2 separate regions of the Homo sapiens genome follow, and region 2 is linked to region 1. Evidence: read pairs that join two places in POLR2A ChIA-PET (ENCODE). Cell type or tissue: GM12878. All regions are shown on one strand. Each heading gives the region's core, and the rest is flanking DNA. Links, peaks and the distances in the headings are about the cores only.

What was found. Peaks named below come from ENCODE experiments on the same cell type or tissue, not always from the same donor. Only the 100,000 strongest peaks of a DNase experiment are listed, where the experiment ranks them.
Region 2: POLR2A ChIA-PET joins it to region 1 with 6 read pairs; 1 of 35 experiments calls an interaction of 5 or more read pairs at or near these places.

What each region holds. Positions count from the first base shown.
Region 1 is chr19:46,620,784-46,625,160 of GRCh38, reverse strand. PTGIR (prostaglandin I2 receptor) reads left to right here and starts at 72. Exons shown (of 3, transcript NM_000960.4): 1 at 72-164; 2 at 924-1,703; 3 at 3,489-4,377. The coding sequence starts at 936. The coding sequence ends at 3,881. RefSeq lists an enhancer at 3,778-4,292. In GM12878, for the core only: a CTCF peak has its summit at 3,174; no DNase peak of the experiment used is centred there; H3K4me3 peaks cover 3,750 bases; H3K27ac peaks cover 2,528 bases.
Region 2 is chr19:45,562,712-45,567,091 of GRCh38, reverse strand. All of the region lies in intron 1 of OPA3 (outer mitochondrial membrane lipid metabolism regulator OPA3), which reads left to right. Among named protein-coding and RNA genes, the nearest start is that of OPA3, 20 kb to the left of the region's middle. RefSeq lists a silencer at 2,607-2,656 and enhancers at 2,048-2,845, 2,846-3,643. In GM12878, for the core only: no CTCF peak of the experiment used is centred there; a DNase peak (open chromatin) is centred at 4,191; H3K4me3 peaks cover 737 bases; H3K27ac peaks cover 1,538 bases.

The DNA.
Region 1 (4,377 bases), core at 1-4,000:
GGGGTGAGCAGGCAAGCTGAGGAGGGTGGGAAGGAGGGAGGGACGGAGGGAGGAGGGAAGGAGAAGCTGACACACAGACCGACACAGGCAGCGAGAGACACGAGGAGCAAAGCAAGTGAAGGCACAGACGCACGGGACAGGAGAGCCTGGGCAAGACTGGAGAGGTGCGGTGAGGGGCTGGGGATGCAGCAACACAGAGCAGGAGCAGGTAGAGGGTGTGGGGTTAGAGGGAGAAAGGTACGGGGAGGACAAGGACAAGGGAGGGGACAGAGACAGGGAGATATCAGCAAGAGACCGAGAGACAGGGAGGGAAAGAACTGGCAATGCCCGGATGTTCTCTGTCTCTTTAATGGCAGAAACAGAGCTAGAGAAGGAAAGAAACAGGAGGTGGTGGGGGGGTGGTGGGTGTCAGGCATGGTGGCTCACACCTGTAATCTCAGCACTTTGGGAAGCCAAGGTGGATGGATCACCTGAGGTCAGGAGTTCGAGACCAGCCTGACCAACATGGTGGAACCCCGTCTCTACTGAAAATACAAAAATTAGCTGGGCGTGGTAGTGGACGCCTGTAATCTCATCTACTCCAGAGGCTGGGGCAGGAGAATCGCTTGAACCCAGGAGGTGGAGGTTGCAGTGAGCCGAGATCATGCCATTGCTCTCCATCCTGGACAACAGAGTGAGACTCTGTCTCAAAAGAAACGAAAGAAAAGAAAGAGAGAAAGAGAAACAGGAAGGTGGGGAGAGACAGAGAGAGATACTGGAGAAGCCAGAGGGGAGAGGACTGCATACCCGCACACACAGGAGAACTGGGGGTTGGCTGGGAGGCCCCAGCTGCCAAAAGGACTGGCCAGCAGGGACATCTGAGTGGGCTGGGTGGTGGGGGTAGCCCTGGCTCCCTCTGACCCCCCACCTTGGGAACCCTCCAGCCCAGACCTGGGATGGCGGATTCGTGCAGGAACCTCACCTACGTGCGGGGCTCGGTGGGGCCGGCCACCAGCACCCTGATGTTCGTGGCCGGTGTGGTGGGCAACGGGCTGGCCCTGGGCATCCTGAGCGCACGGCGACCGGCGCGCCCCTCGGCCTTCGCGGTGCTGGTGACCGGACTGGCGGCCACCGACCTGCTGGGCACCAGCTTCCTGAGCCCGGCCGTGTTCGTGGCCTATGCGCGCAACAGCTCCCTGCTGGGCCTGGCCCGAGGCGGCCCCGCCCTGTGCGATGCCTTCGCCTTCGCCATGACCTTCTTCGGCCTGGCGTCCATGCTCATCCTCTTTGCCATGGCCGTGGAGCGCTGCCTGGCGCTGAGCCACCCCTACCTCTACGCGCAGCTGGACGGGCCCCGCTGCGCCCGCCTGGCGCTGCCAGCCATCTACGCCTTCTGCGTCCTCTTCTGCGCGCTGCCCCTGCTGGGCCTGGGCCAACACCAGCAGTACTGCCCCGGCAGCTGGTGCTTCCTCCGCATGCGCTGGGCCCAGCCGGGCGGCGCCGCCTTCTCGCTGGCCTACGCCGGCCTGGTGGCCCTGCTGGTGGCTGCCATCTTCCTCTGCAACGGCTCGGTCACCCTCAGCCTCTGCCGCATGTACCGCCAGCAGAAGCGCCACCAGGGCTCTCTGGGTCCACGGCCGCGCACCGGAGAGGACGAGGTGGACCACCTGATCCTGCTGGCCCTCATGACAGTGGTCATGGCCGTGTGCTCCCTGCCTCTCACGGTGAGTCCCCTCCGGAGCTGGGAGGAGTGGGGAGAGGAGGAGGGCAGCTCTGTGGGTTGTGCCCATGTCACAGATGGGGAGACTGAGGCTCAAAAGAGGTGAGACATCGTGGGCATGGTGGCTCACGCCTGTAATCCCAGCATGTAGAAAGGCCGAGGCAGGACCGGATGCGGTGGCTCACACCTGTAATCCCAGCACTTTGGGAGGCCGAGGCCGGCGGATCATTTGAGGTCAGGAGTTCGAGACCAGTCTGGCCAACATGATGAAACCCTGTCTCTACTAAAAATACAACAAATAAATAAATAAAAAGTAGCCGGACGTAGTGGCACATGCCTGAAGTCCCAGCTACTTGGGAGGCTGAGCCAGGAGAATCGCTTGAACCCCGGAGGCGGAGGTTGCAGTGAGCTGAGATCGTGCCACTGCACTATAGCCTGGGTGACAGAGTGAGACCCCGTCCCAAAAAAAAAAAAAAAAAAATAAGAAAAAAAAGAAAAAGAAAGGCGAGGCAGGACGATCACTTGAGCCCAGAGGTTTGAGACCAGCCTGGGCAACATGGTGAAACCCCATCTCTATGAAACATTTAAAAATTAGCCTGGCATGATGGCCTGTGCCTGTGGTCTCAGCTACTTGTGAGGCTGAGGTGGGAGGATTGCTCCGGCCTGGGAGGTTGAGGCTGCAGTGAGCTGTGATTATACCACTGCATCCCAGCCTAGCTGACAGAGCAAGACCTTGTCTCAAAACAAAAACAAAGAAAACAAAAACAAATCAGACAGAGGCTTGGTCCTCAGTCAGACAGCTCCTGGCTTTCTGGAGGGGTCTTTCTGCATCTGACTTCTTCTGATACCTTGTCTCCCAGCTTAGGCATCCTGAGCCCCCCATGATGAAATGCATCCCCCATCCTTCCCCACCCCTGTAATGACAAGACCACCACTCATTGAGCACTTCTCTATGCCCGCCCCGTGCTTAGTGGCTTACAGATACTTCCTAAGATAATTTTCAAAATGATCATAGCCACCCATTCCACAGTATTTGGCAGGAAACCAAGAGAACGTTCTCTCCCATCCCCGTTTTTACAGATGAGGGGCAGTGTCTTTCGCCCAGTCACACAGAGCCAGGTCCTGGTCCTGGGTCCTTCCATTGTAGAGCCTGATCTCCCACCTACCTGGCTCCCCTCTGCCTCAGAGCAGGCCCCACCCTTGCCTCTGCACCTCGGTTTCCTGCGGGGACCCCGTCCTGCCCCTCCCCAATGGGAGTGGCACAGACCCTGGTACCCACTCAGTGTCTGTGACACCTGGTCGTGCCACCTTTCTTCTGAGCTTCAGTTTCTGTTTCTGTAAAATGCAAGAGGCCAGGCCGGATTGGGGGGTCCTTAAATCTTTTTTGGGGGTTACTCTGACTCAGAGACTCAGATGCCGTGGACAGATACACACAGGCACCACCGCAGCTCTGCGGCAGTTTCAGGGGGCCCAGCCGGGTGGCGCCACCTTCTTGCAGGGACGTTATACTCAAAAATCTGTGGAGCCCGAGGGTCCTCCCAGCTTCCAAGGGTGGGGGGACCCACATACCTGGCCCCCATCCCTCTCCCCTTAGGCATCTCTGGCAATTTCCTGGGGCTTTCTCTCCCTGTGTTCCCCAGATACATTTGTTACTTAGTCTTTATCTTATCTCCTTCCCCTCTGACATGTCACCCCTACCTCATCCCTGGTAAGCAAGTGGGAGGAGGGAGCCAGGGTGGGGAGGCTGAGGACTCCTGGGTGCTCCTTGACGCCCTCACCCTGCCCTCAGATCCGCTGCTTCACCCAGGCTGTCGCCCCTGACAGCAGCAGTGAGATGGGGGACCTCCTTGCCTTCCGCTTCTACGCCTTCAACCCCATCCTGGACCCCTGGGTCTTCATCCTTTTCCGCAAGGCTGTCTTCCAGCGACTCAAGCTCTGGGTCTGCTGCCTGTGCCTCGGGCCTGCCCACGGAGACTCGCAGACACCCCTTTCCCAGCTCGCCTCAGGGAGGAGGGACCCAAGGGCCCCCTCTGCTCCTGTGGGAAAGGAGGGGAGCTGCGTGCCTTTGTCGGCTTGGGGCGAGGGGCAGGTGGAGCCCTTGCCTCCCACACAGCAGTCCAGCGGCAGCGCCGTGGGAACGTCGTCCAAAGCAGAAGCCAGCGTCGCCTGCTCCCTCTGCTGACATTTCAAGCTGACCCTGTGATCTCTGCCCTGTCTTCGGGCGACAGGAGCCAGAAAATCAGGGACATGGCTGATGGCTGCGGATGCTGGAACCTTGGCCCCCAAACTCTGGGGCCGATCAGCTGCTGTTTCTCCTGCGGCAGGGCAGTCGCTGCTGGCTCTGGGAAGAGAGTGAGGGACAGAGGAAACGTTTATCCTGGAGTGCAGAAAGAATGGTTCTCTCAAAATAACCAGTGGCCTGGCCGACCTGCTCTGGCCCTGGATTCCCCATCCATCTCATTGTCTAAATATTTAGAAGGCGGAGAAGTTCCCAGAGGCTTCTGTACAGTCAGGTCTGCTCTGGTCTGGGTGCTGGCTCCAATCTGCGTCCACTTAGGAGGCCCAACTGCCCACCCCAAGTCCCCAGGGGATGGCCCTCCCCCTCTACCAAGCCACTCCAAGAGCCAGCCCCTTTCTGCTCCACAAAAACCACAGTTATTGGAAAAGCTCCCTGCCTT
Region 2 (4,380 bases), core at 271-4,270, 1.1 Mb after region 1:
CTGGGGTACAAGTGTGAGCCACCATGCCTGTCTAGTTTATTTTGTTATTTTGTTTATTACTCTTAATAAAAGTGTATTCTTTTCTTTTATTACAGTATATGAATATGCCATGCTTTGTTTAATAACTGTCCTAGTGATGGGCATTTGGGTTGTTTCCAAGTTATTGCAAGTAAAGGTGCTATGAACATTTGTGTACAAGCCTTTATATGGATGTTTTCATTTCTCTTGGTAGAAATGAAATTCTCCCAGTAATTATCTAGGAGTAAAATTTCTGGGTTATATGGTAAGGTTATATTTAATTTTATAAGCAGCTGGCTGAGCCAGGTGCGGTGGCTCACGCCTGTAATCCCAGCACTTTGGGAGGCTAAGGCGGGCGGATCACAAGGTCAGGAGATTGAGACCAGCCTGGCCAACATGGTGAAACCCTGTCTCTACTAAAAATACAAAAAAAAAATTAGCTGGGCATGGTGGCACGTGCCTGTAGTCCCAGCTATTTGGGAAGCTGAGGCAGGAGAATCACTCGAACCTAGGAGGCAGAGGTTGCAGTGAGTCGAGATCATCCACTGCACTCCAGCCTGGGCGACAGAGCGAGACTCCGTCTCAAAAAAAAAAAAAAGAGAAAAATCAGGCTGGTGGATCATCTAAGGGAGTGGTGGCTCACTCCTGTAATCCCAGCTCATTGGGACTCCAAGGCGGGTATTATCATCTGAGGTCAGGAGTTAGAGACCAGCCTGGCCAACATGGCAGAGCCCTAACTCTACTAAAAATACAAAAATTAGCAGGGCACAGTGGTCTGCGCCTGTAATCCCAGATACTCGGGAGGCTGAGGCAGGAGAATCACTTGAACCCTGGCAGCAGAGGTTGCAGTGAGCTGAGATTGCGCCTTTGCACTCCAGCCTGGGCGACAGAGCAAGACTCCATCTCAAAAAACAATAATAATAATAAAAAAAAGAATATTAAACCAATCTTATATTCCTGCAGAAATCCCACTTGATTATGCTATATTATCTTTTTTATATATTGCTGGCTTTCGTTTGCTAATATTTTCCTAAAGATTTCATCTGTGGTCATCAGTGACATATTCTATAATTTTATTTTCTTGTATGTCTTTGTCAGATTTGATTGATTGATTGATTTGATTAAGACCAAGTGTCACTCTGTCACCCAGGCTGCAGTACAGTGGCAGGATCATGGCTCACTGCAGCCTTGAACCTGGGGGCTCAAGTGATCCTCCTTTCTGAGCCTTCTGAGTAGCTGGGGCCACAGGCATGCACCACCACGTACAGCTAATTTAAAAATCTTTTTGTGGCCGGGCGCGGTGGCTCATGGCTATAATCCCAGCCTCTGGGAGGCTGAGGCAGGTGGATCACTTAAGGTCAGGAGTTCAAGACCAGCCTTACCAATATGGTGAAACCCTGTCTCTACTAGAATTACAAAAATTAGCCGTAATTAGACTAAATACAAAAGTTAGTCTCACTCTGTCGCCCGGGTTGGAGTGCAATGGCATGATCTCAGCTCACCACAACCTCCGCCTCCCAGGTTCAAGCGATTCTCCTGCATCAGCCTCCCGGGTAGCTGGGATTACAGGGTCATGCCACCATGCCCGGCTAATTTTTGTATTTTTACTAGAGACGGGTTTTTACCATGTTGGCCAGGCTGGTCTCAAACTCCTGACCTCAGGTGATCCACCCGCCTCGACCTCCCAAAGCGCTGGGATTACAGGCGTGAGCCACCACGCCCAGCCACTAGACATCAAATTATGTAATGCGTGCAGTTTCGATCAGTGGTATACTAATAGAAATTGCATGATAATGCAATCCAAGAGAAAATTTTGTTTTTTGTTTTTTGTTTTGTTTTTTGAGACGGAGTCTTGCTCTATCACCAGGCTGGAGTGCAGTGGCACCATCTCGGCTCACTGCAACCTCCGCCTCCCAGGTTCAAGCAATTCTCCTACCTCAGCCTCCGAAGTAGCTGGGACCACAGGCGTGTGCCACCACGCCCAGCTAATTTTTTTTTTTTCTTTATTTTTAGTAGAGATGAGGTTTCACCATGTTGGCCAGGATGGTCTCGATCTCTTGACCTCGTGATCCGCCCACCTCGGTCTCCCGAAGTGCTGGGATTACAGGCGTGAGCCACCACGCCCGGCCGAGAAAAGTTTTAACTAAAATCACAAAGAATGAAATTTTTGATTTTAATTTATAGATACATTTTTGTTTCAGAGACTTATGATAGGACATTTGAGCATAAAAAAGTCACATTAGGATAAAACTTTATAGAGAAAGTAAAATGTAGGTGGAACTTCAAAGATAGCAGGGAACAATGCAAACTCTTAAAAAAGAGATAGTTGGTGTATTTTTAAATGGCTTTGGAGGGAGACAGAGAAGCAGGGGTCTGGGAGCCACTGGGATGTCTTTGACCCAGATCCTTCCCATCGTCATCACCTCATGGCCAGGCTCACAGCTAAGCAGAGCCCCTATCTGGACCTCAGTGGCAGGTGTGGTTTTGTCCCCAGCAACACCAGGCAGGGTTACTGGAGTTCAAGGCCAAGGCTGAGTGGGCTCTTGATGTCTGCATTGCCCACCAGCCCCATGCCAGAGGAACAGGCTTGTTTTCAGTGTGGCACTTGCCCCCTGGGCTGTTCTCAGAGTCCTCCTGGTTTACCCCCAGTCAAGGAGGGATCCTGGGCTTAACCCCACCCTCAGTCACTTTGCATGTGTGGTCCTAGTCTCCAGTTCCTTCTGCTTCTTGTCACCGCCCTTTCCCCCTCTCCCCTTCTTCCCTCTACCTGCCCCCCTTCCAGGGTGCCTAGGTCTCAGCAGCCTCCCTGCTGGCTCAGTTACCTCTCAGCCATCTGCTCCCGCCTCAAGGCTTGCATTGATTCCCTCCCCTTCCGCCTAGTCGCATACCCTCCCAACCCCCCCACCCCCACCCTGATGCTTCTCTTTGTTCTTGTGGCTTCTGCTGTCTTTCCTTCCAGGACTGCTATTTTATTGGGTCTTGAGGAGGGAGCAGAGGTGCAGAGGTATAGGCTTAACCTGTGGAATCCTGGGGGCCAAGGTGGCTTGTTTGATTTTTTTGAAAAAAGTTTTAATTATCTGTTTTGGTCAGGCACAGTGGTGCACACCGGTAATCCCAGCACTTTGGGAGGCCAAGACAGGCCGATTGCTTGAGCTCAGGAGTTCAAGACCAGCCTGGGCAACATGACAAAATCTCATCTGTATTTAAAAAAAAAAAAAAAGGCCGGGCGCGGTGGCTCACACCTGTAATCCCAGCACTTTGGGAGGCCGAGGCAGGTGGATCATGAGGTCAGAAGTTTGAGACCAGCCTGGCCAACATGGTGAAACCCCATCTCTACTAAAAGTACAAAAATTAGCAGGGCATGGTGGCGTGCGCCTGTAGTCCCAGCTACTTGGGAGGCTGAGGTGGGAGGACTGTTTGATCGCTGGGATTCCAGGCCACAGTAAGCCATGATCCTGCTACTGTACTTCAGTCTGGGTGACAGAGTGAAACCCTGTCTCAAAACAAAAACAAAAAACAAGACTTCCTTACTCTATTTCAGCTGCTGACAGAAATGCTGGAATTTGTGAGATTATAGTGTCAGAGGGTCTCTCTTGGCTTTTTAATTGTTATCATAGGCTGGGCACAGTGACTCACACCTGTAATCCCAGCACTTTGGGAGGCCGAGGCGGGTGGATCACAAGGTCAGGAGATCGAGACCATCCTGGCTAACACGGTGAAACCCCGTCTCTACTAAAAATACAAAAATTAGCTGGGCATGGTGGCGGGCGCCTGTAGTCCCAGCTACTCAGGAGGCTGAGGCAGGAGAACGGTGTGAACCTGGGAGGCGGAGCTTGCAGTGAGCCAAGATCGAGCCACTGCACTCCAGCCTGGGCGACACAGTGAGACTCCGACTCTAAAACAAACAAAAAAATTGTTATCATACACTATGCTGCAGGATTAAGGAGCCCAGCAAGGCCTTTCCCACCTGGACGGGTGAACCTGACATAAATGCCCAGAAGCAGAATGACTGACTCCAGGGTGTGCAAGGATTTACACTTACACCAGCAAATGGGTGAGAAGGTCCATTTCCTCACAGTCGAGCCACCTGGGGGCTGTTTCTGTTTTCATTTTTCTACTTTGAACTAATTTTAGACCCACAGAAGAGTTACAATAAAAGTACAGAGAGTTCCCACATACCTTTCACCCAGAGTCTCCGGATGATAACATTTTACATAACCACAATGCAATGAGGCGACCCAGGAAATGAACACTGGTATAAAGCCTGCAGGCCTCATTCCTATCTCAGCAGTGTTTCCACTGGTGTCCTTTTCTGCCTGTTCCAGGATCTTCTCCAGAAATGCACGTTCATTTAGGTGTCAT